2 separate regions of the Homo sapiens genome follow, and region 1 is linked to region 2. A link is an interaction called in ENCODE POLR2A ChIA-PET data of the cell type or tissue named here. Cell type or tissue: Panc1. All regions are shown on one strand. Region 1 overlaps CALCOCO2 (calcium binding and coiled-coil domain 2). Region 2 overlaps GIP (gastric inhibitory polypeptide).

Region 1 (4,000 bases), 98 kb before region 2:
ACCTCCGTCTCCTGGGCTCAACCGATCCTCTCACCTCAGTGCAACCTCCGCCTCCTGGGCTCACCTGATCCTCTCACCTCAGCCTACCAAGTAGCAGAGACTAAGGCGCCAGCCACCACACCCAGCTAATTTTTGTATTTTATGTAGAGATGGGGTTTTGCCATGTTGCCCAGGCCGGTTTCGAACTCCTGAGCTTAAGCAGTCCACCCACCTCAGCCTCCCAAAGTGCTGGGATATGTGAGCCATCGTACCTGACTGTGGATACAGTCTTAAAACCTATTCTCAGATAGTCATTAAATTGTTACTGTTTTTATTAAAATCTCATTTTCCCCAATCTGAAAATAGCTTTGTTGTTTTTTTCTGACTGTATAACATATATATATATGTATATATATATATGTGTGTGTGTATATATATATATATAAAGCCTGTGTGTGTGTGTGTGTGTGTGTGAAATGAAAATACAATTTTCATTTGTAATTTTATTTTGAAATAATGAAAATACAATTTCAGGCTGGGTGTCGTGGCTCACTCCTGTAATCCCAGCACTTTGAGAGGCCGAGGCAGGCGGATCACTTGAGGTCAGGAGTTTGAGACCAGCCTGGCCAACATGGAGAAACCCTGTCTCTACTAAAACTACCAAAAATTAGCCAGGCATGGTGGTAGGCACCTGTAATCCCAGCTACTCAGGAGGCTGAGGCAGGAGAATTGCTTGAACCCAGGAGACAGAGGCTGCAGTGAGCTGAGATCACACTAGTGCACTCCAGCCTAGGCGACAAAGCGAGACTCTGTCTCAAAAAAAAAAAAAAAATACGATTTCATTATTTATGTTTTCTTTTCACCTTATCATTGACCTAGATCCCCTCTATCAGAAGTAACGGTATATATATGAGAGAGAAAGAATCAGAGGCATTGAGGAGAAAGGGAACAATGAAAGTTACAGGAAATATCTGCCAGAACACAGTTGGAGAAGCTAGGGATGGTATTTTCTCATTGAATGAGATCTTTTTTATTCTTTTCAGGTATCCAAGAAAGTTCTTCCCCCAGCCCGGTAAGTATTTGATTCATGAGAATATTCCCACAAAGCACTTGAAAATTTCCCTTCCTGCTCCAGTTCATGGGAGAACCATAGGGAGACAGGTTCATTTTGATAACTCCAGAAGTCAGCTGGATCAGTTTGTTTTGGGCCCAAGGCTGAGCCAGCCTGTTGTGGAAGGGAGATGAAAGCACAGTTCATCCATCAGCATTTTGCTTAGGATCTATACCTTTGAATTATTTGGTAGCATAAGTAGGGAGGAGATCTGAACCAGGCAGCTAGCCAAACAAGTTCTGTCCAATGCCCCTTCAAGGCTAGAAGCTATGTTGGCTATTTCAGCAATATTAGGCCATTTCAATTCTGGGGTTAGACGAAGCCTGGTAAGCATCTTCAAATGTGCATTCTCTTCATTCATTCACTATTTCTTGAGTGCCTAACCATGTGCCAGTCATTATGCTAGGCACTGAGGATACAGTGGAAGACAGGATGGCCACATCTGTGCCACATATAGCTTACATTTGTACTGACCTCTTTGCTCTTCCTCCCAGCTCTCCATCAAGAAATGCCCTATCTGCAAAGCAGATGATATTTGTGATCACACCTTGGAGCAACAGCAGATGCAGCCCCTTTGTTTCAATTGTCCAATTTGTGACAAGATCTTCCCAGCTACAGAGAAGCAGATCTTTGAAGACCACGTGTTCTGCCACTCTCTCTGAGTATCCCAACCTCTTGGATGTATACAGAGATTTTATAGAATAGAACCTATAGCTTCTACCATGAGTTATATGAGTCAAGATCCTGCCTAACCTGAAATTATTAGGGATTTACTCAGCCCTGCTGCCGCTAACAGTGGAGTTATGTCACTGATCTGAAGGTCACTGTTAAGGGCTTCTGCTGCCATCCTTGTGGGTTGCTACCTTTAAGTCGCATAACTCTAGCTGTATCATCCTCTCACCTGTCATTCTTCTGAGGGTCTCAGTACAAGGGCCCTGGGATGGAGCCAACCTGGGTATTCACAACAGGCCTGACTTGATACTAAGTGATTAGTTTTCCAAGTTGTCCCACTGCCATTCAAAGTCAGCCCTTGAGTGTATTTGTTCTCAGTCCTAACCCTGGGGCCAGAGATTGGTCCGAGGTTGAGAATTCCTTCCTCCTCATCCTTGGTGTTGCTTTCTCCAAATGATTGTTTTAGACTAGCCAAAAATGCCGTGGCAAAGAGCTCAGAAATCCAATTTGGATACCAAAGGTTTCTCATGTTAATTTCTCAGCCCCCAAAGAAGCATCTTACTCCTGAACCTTAGACAGGAAGTATTGTTTCAGTCACAGAAAGCTTTTCTGGGTACCTCTGGTTAGCACTTTCTACTCTCTGATATTTCCTATGTACATAGCTTTTATTGTTGTAAATCCTTTCTTAATGGTTAAATAGGATTGTTAGCAACTATGGGTTTGCAGTTTTCTGAGTAGGTGAGTTTTGAATATGGGTAAATCAGAATAATGAGACAACTTGTTAATCTCTTTAATACTAAAAATAAATTACTCTTCTATTTCAGGGACTTAGGTAATTTAAAATAAACCTTCAATTTATGGTCTTCTGTTTTGAAGCTCATGGGAAAATTGTGATCAAAAGGGCTATGGGAAGGGCAGACCCCGCCAATGATTTCTCTTCACCTGTCTTAAGATTAAATAAAAAAGAGTGTCCTGGCAGTTATCTTGAGGTGGGGAAGGAGGTGATGAAACATTAGTTTGTGAAATCCAAGGCCCTGGCTTGCTTTCTTTCTTTTTTTTTTTTTTTTTTTGAAACAGTCTCTCTCTGTCACCCAGGCTGGCGTGCAATGGCGCAGTTGACTCACTACAGCCTCTGCCTCCCAGGTTCAAGCGATTCTCATGCCTTAGCCTCCCAAGTAGCTGGGATTACAGGTGTGTGCCGCAATGCCCAGCTAATTTTTGTGTTTTTAGTAGAGACAGGGTTTCACTATGTTGGCCAGGCTGGTCTCGAACTCCTGGCCTCACGTGATCTGTCCACTTCAGCCGTCCAAAGTGCTGGGATTACAAGCGTGAGCCACTGTGCTGGGCCCGAGGCCCTGACTTCTTGCTGTAACTTTCCATGCATTTTTTTTAAAAGGAGCAGTGTGGATTTTCGCACCCTTTGTGAACTAAGTTCAATGCGCTCTATCCAAATTTGCCTAATTGAACTATAAGAAAGTAATAATTCCATTTTCTATCCCCTCAGGGACTGAACAAATGGAAATAACTCCCAGGCAGTATCAGGTGGTCACTACAGAGACTTCCACAAAAACTTTTGAATGATGTGAAACACGATGTCATGAATAAGGGTTGAGCCAACTATAGCTCTGTGTTCCTACTGGGCTTTCCCTAATGTGGTTGGGAGTTATGCCCTAGACTAACTGTATTGTCCTAGTCACAGCTCCTTGCTTTGATTTCATCCTTGATAAAATGAAGATGAAACTTACACTACTTCTCCAAGCCTTTTGCTGTCTTAAGAATAAGACCTGAGATTAACACTAACCCTAGAATAGAAATGTAATAGGGAGATGGTAATAAAGGAGTTTTTCTGGCACATACCCTCCCTACAGAATTTCTGTTGCTCCCCAGATCCAGTGAAGAATTGCAGTTTCATTTATTTTGTACCAGTCAGCTCTTAATTAAGTACATGAATGGAGAGGAACAGTGGTGCACATAATCCAAATCAGTGAATACCATTTTCTGGTGAATTACCCACCCCTTTGCCCCTGCTACCCCGAGGGTTACCATGATTGTCAACAGCAGCAGGAGCCCTTCCACAGGGCTTGGTAAAAAAACCAGTTGAGGTGTTAATGACCCTTTTTGCTGGGTGTAAAACAAAGCATCTTTAACCACTGTTCATTATCCCCAGCTGCTCTTACCAAGGCTTTGAAGGGGGAAATTATGCTCTAGGCAGCCACTAGTAGTAAACAATAGTTCTTT
Region 2 (4,000 bases):
CTGCATCATGAGGGTCCTGTCTCACCCTTTAGGTGGACAGGTGTCTTCATAATATTTAGTGCCTCGATTCTGGGACATAAGGAATGGACTGAAGAATTTTCTAGCTGATGAGGGGGATTCAAGAGACCATTGAAGCCAGCAGTGGCCACAGAGGAAGGAAACATGCCTCTAACTATGTAGTTTCCCATCACCAGGAAGGTGCCATGGCCCAAGGGTACAGAGGGAAAGCTGAGAACAGGATGGGCTCAGCTCTGTGTGTAGGGACAGGCAGGACACAGGATGGGCTCAGCTCGGTGGGTAGGGACAGGCGGGACACAGGATGGGCTCAGCTCGGTGGGTAGGGACAGGCAGGCCACAGGATGGGCTCAGCTCTGTGTGTAGGGACAGGCAGGCCACAGGATGGGCTCAGCTCGGTGGGTAGGGACAGGCAGGCCACAGGATGGGCTCAGCTCGGTGGGTAGGGACAGGCGGGACACAGGATGGGCTCAGCTCGGTGGGTAGGGACAGGCAGGCCACAGGATGGGCTCAGCTCGGTGGGTAGGGACAGGCGGGCCACAGGATGGGCTCAGCTCTGTGTGTAGGGACAGGCGGGACACAGGATGGGCTCAGCTCGGTGGGTAGGGACAGGCGGGACACAGGATGGGCTCAGCTCGGTGGGTAGGGACAGGCAGGCCACAGGATGGGCTCAGCTCGGTGGGTAGGGACAGGCGGGACATAGGATGGGCTCAGCTCTGTGTGTAGGGACAGGCAGGCCACAGGATGGGCTCAGCTCGGTGGGTAGGGACAGGCGGGACACAGGATGGGCTCAGCTCTGTGTGTAGGGACAGGCGGGACACAGGATGGGCTCAGCTCGGTGGGTAGGGACAGGCGGGACACAGGATGGGCTCAGCTCTGTGTGTAGGGACAGGCAGGCCACAGGATGGGCTCAGCTCTGTGTGTAGGGACAGGCGGGACACAGGATGGGCTCAGCTCGGTGGGTAGGGACAGGCGGGGCATAGGATGGGCTCTGGGTGGGTAGAGACAGGCAGGTAGGGATAGGCAGGGGAGAGCATCACCTCGCCTGGAAGAGTGAGGAAGAAGAACAAATAGTAATCAGAGCTACTAACCTTGCTGAGCTCTTATTACTCCTCAAAGATGGCCCTCAGGTCTCCACTTGAATTGTCTTTTTTTTCTTTTGTTTTTTTTCTTTGTATTTTTCCACTTGCATTCTCTTACTTAAAGCTGACAACAATCCTGTGAAATGATTCTATACCTCTGATTTTAGTGAAAACACTGAGGTTCAGAAAGGCTATGTAATCAGCCAGCATGTGGAGGGGCAAAGATCTGAATCCATGTCTGATGCCCAAGCTCAAGTTAGAACCGCTGTGCAACACCACACTCCCCTACCTGAGCCTGCAGAGGTTTGTCTGATCCAGCAAGCAGGCCAACAGCTCTTGAATCAGCAAGTCCCGCAGCAAATCTTCATCGCTGGGGTTCTTGGCTGGGGAGCTGCAAGGGAACAGTCTCTGGCTAACTATTTTAGCCTGAGCTTCGCCCAGAGAGGGTAAACACAGGGTTGGGGACACCACTGAGGGGCAGCCGCGGATGGGGGGAGGGAGCCGACACAGCTATCTCTCCGTTGGCTCAGCTCTGAGATCTGGAGCCTCCTTTCTGCCAGCCCCACCCAGCGCTGCCTGCCTGGGGAATATGGACTCTTCATACAGGGAGAGTCAAACAGAATTCTGGTATGAGATATTCTGCCCATCCACCTCTGCCAGTGTTCCAGAATGCAGAGAGTACTTTGGGCACATTCACTCTTTGAAATGACCTGTGCCATTCAGAGAGGGGATAACTGATTTCAGGGGAGTGGGCCTGGGAAGATCCCCCGCTCTTTCACAAACAGTCTTCCCGAGGTTTGGCAGGGAGAGGTGGTGAGGCCAGGACCTGAGGTCTCTTCTTTCCTGCCCTTCTCCTGACTCAGTGACTGTGCTGTGCATGCAGTCATCAATATTAGAAACCCTGTCCCTGAAACCCCTCCTAGCACCCCTCCCGTTTCTCCAAGGCTTCTTCCTTAAGCTTGGGCTGACCTCCAGGAGTTTGCTCAATGAAGACCCCTCTTTGAACTCTGAGAGGAAGAGGATGCTTATCTCAGGTCCTTGCTCTGCTCTGGGGTCAGGGAGAGGGAACAAAGAGGTGGGGGCGGGGCAGGAGGCTTGGCTCCCTCCCTTCCCTCTGCGCCCTGACTCACCTCTGTGGCTCCACTGCCTCCTCCTCCTTCCTATTAGCTTGACTGGCCAGCTCCAGCGCCCGAGCCTCCCTCTGGGTGATGTTGTGTTTCCAGCTGGGAAGATAAAGATTAGAGAGTGGGCAAGCTGCGGAGACTCCAGTCTAGGGACACTTGAATCTTTTAATATCTGAACCCCAAAAGCAGAGGGTACCTTTTTCCACTCAACCCCACCTAACAGTGGTCTTCAGCTGCCTCCACCAGTGAACAGCTTTTCAGAATCTACCGTGCTGACCAGAGAGGGCGGGGAAAGAGACTTGGCATAGAGCAGGGAGAAGGACGAGGACAGTTAATCTTCTCTTCATTTTTTTTGGTGTGTGTGTGAGAGACAGGGTCTGGCTGTATTGCCCAGGCTGGAGTGCAGGGGCACCATCTCAGCTCACTGCAACCTCTGCCTCCCAGGCTGAAGCCATCTTCCCATCTCAGCCTCCCGAGTAGCTGAAACTACAGGCAGGCATCACCACACCCAGCTGATTTTTGTACTTTTTGTTTGCCATGTTGCCCAGGCTGTTCTCGAATGAACTCGTGAGCTCAAACAATCCACCTACCTGGGCCTCCCAAAGTGCTGGGATTACAGGTGTGAGCCACCATGAACAGCCAATCCTATTTTCTTTCCTTTTTCTTTGAGACGGAGTCTCGCTCTGTTGCCAGGCTGGGGTGCAGTGGTGCAATCTCAGCTCACTGCAACGTCCGCCTCCAGGGTTCAAGCAATTCTCATGCCTCAGCCTCCCGAGTAGCTGGAATTACAGGCACGTGCCACCACACCCAGCTAATCTTTGTATTTTTAGTAGAGACGGGATTTCACCATGTTGGCCAGGAGGGCCTCAAGCTCCTGACCTCGTGATTTGCCCGCCTCAGCCTCCCAAAGTGCTGGGATTACAGGTGTGAGCTACTGGGCCTGGCCCTAGCCAATCCTGTTTTCAAAGTCTAAAGTGGCCACCGCCAAGCAAGCAGTCATTAGAAGGAGCTCGTCTCTCCCTTGCTTCATCCTCAGACCCCTGGGGATCCTCTCTGAGCTCCCATACATCTTCTGACTCCTCCCCTTTGAAGTAAAGGATTAGGGCCAACACAGTGGCTCACACTTGTAATCCCAGCACTTTGGGAGGCCGAGGAGGGCAGATCACGAGGTCAGGAGATCGAGACCATCCAGGCCAACACGGTGAAGCCCCGTCTCTACTAAAAAAATGCAAAAAAATTATCCGTGCATGGTGGCGGGCACCTGTAGTCCCAGCTACTCAGGAGGCTGAGGCAGGAGAATGACGTGAACCCGGGAGGCGGAGCTTGCAGTGAGCCAAGATTGTGCCACTGCACTCCAGCCTGGGTGACAGAGCAAAAAAAATCCGTCTCAAAAAAAAAGAAGTAAAGGATTAGGGAATAGCCCTGGTCCCTACCCCTAGCCTAGACTGGTGCCCAAGTCAGGGTCCTGGCCAGAGCTACCATGTCTGACTCCCCATCCTTGCCTGGTGAAAGGTGCCACCCAGGCTGGGTGTGGTGGCTCACACCTGTAATCCCAGCACTTTGGGAGGCCAAGGCAGGTGGATCACCTGAGGTCAGGAGTTCGAGACCTGCCTGACCAACATGGAACCCCGTCTCTACTAAAAATACAAAATTAGGCCAGGCGCAGTGGCTTATGCCTGTAATCCCAGCACTTTGGGAGGCTGAGGTGGGCGGATCACGAGGTCAGGAGTTTGAGAACCAGACTGGTCAACATGGTGAAACCCTGTCTCTACTGAAAAA

The links. ChIA-PET counts read pairs that join two places held together with the same protein. Peaks named below come from ENCODE experiments on the same cell type or tissue, not always from the same donor. Only the 100,000 strongest peaks of a DNase experiment are listed, where the experiment ranks them.
Region 1: POLR2A ChIA-PET joins it to region 2 with 6 read pairs; 4 of 35 experiments call an interaction of 5 or more read pairs at or near these places.

The regions. Positions count from the first base shown.
Region 1 is chr17:48,861,254-48,865,253 of GRCh38, forward strand. It overlaps CALCOCO2 (calcium binding and coiled-coil domain 2), which reads left to right. Exons shown (of 13, transcript NM_005831.5): 12 at 1,023-1,051; 13 at 1,585-3,992. The coding sequence ends at 1,752. Among named protein-coding and RNA genes, the nearest start is that of ATP5MC1, 30 kb to the right of the region's middle. In Panc1, no CTCF peak of the experiment used is centred here; no DNase peak of the experiment used is centred here.
Region 2 is chr17:48,959,500-48,963,499 of GRCh38, forward strand. It overlaps GIP (gastric inhibitory polypeptide), which reads right to left. Exons shown (of 6, transcript NM_004123.3): 4 at 2,228-2,320; 5 at 1,387-1,488. Among named protein-coding and RNA genes, the nearest start is that of GIP, 7.1 kb to the right of the region's middle. In Panc1, no CTCF peak of the experiment used is centred here; no DNase peak of the experiment used is centred here; H3K4me3 peaks cover 965 bases; H3K27ac peaks cover 2,080 bases.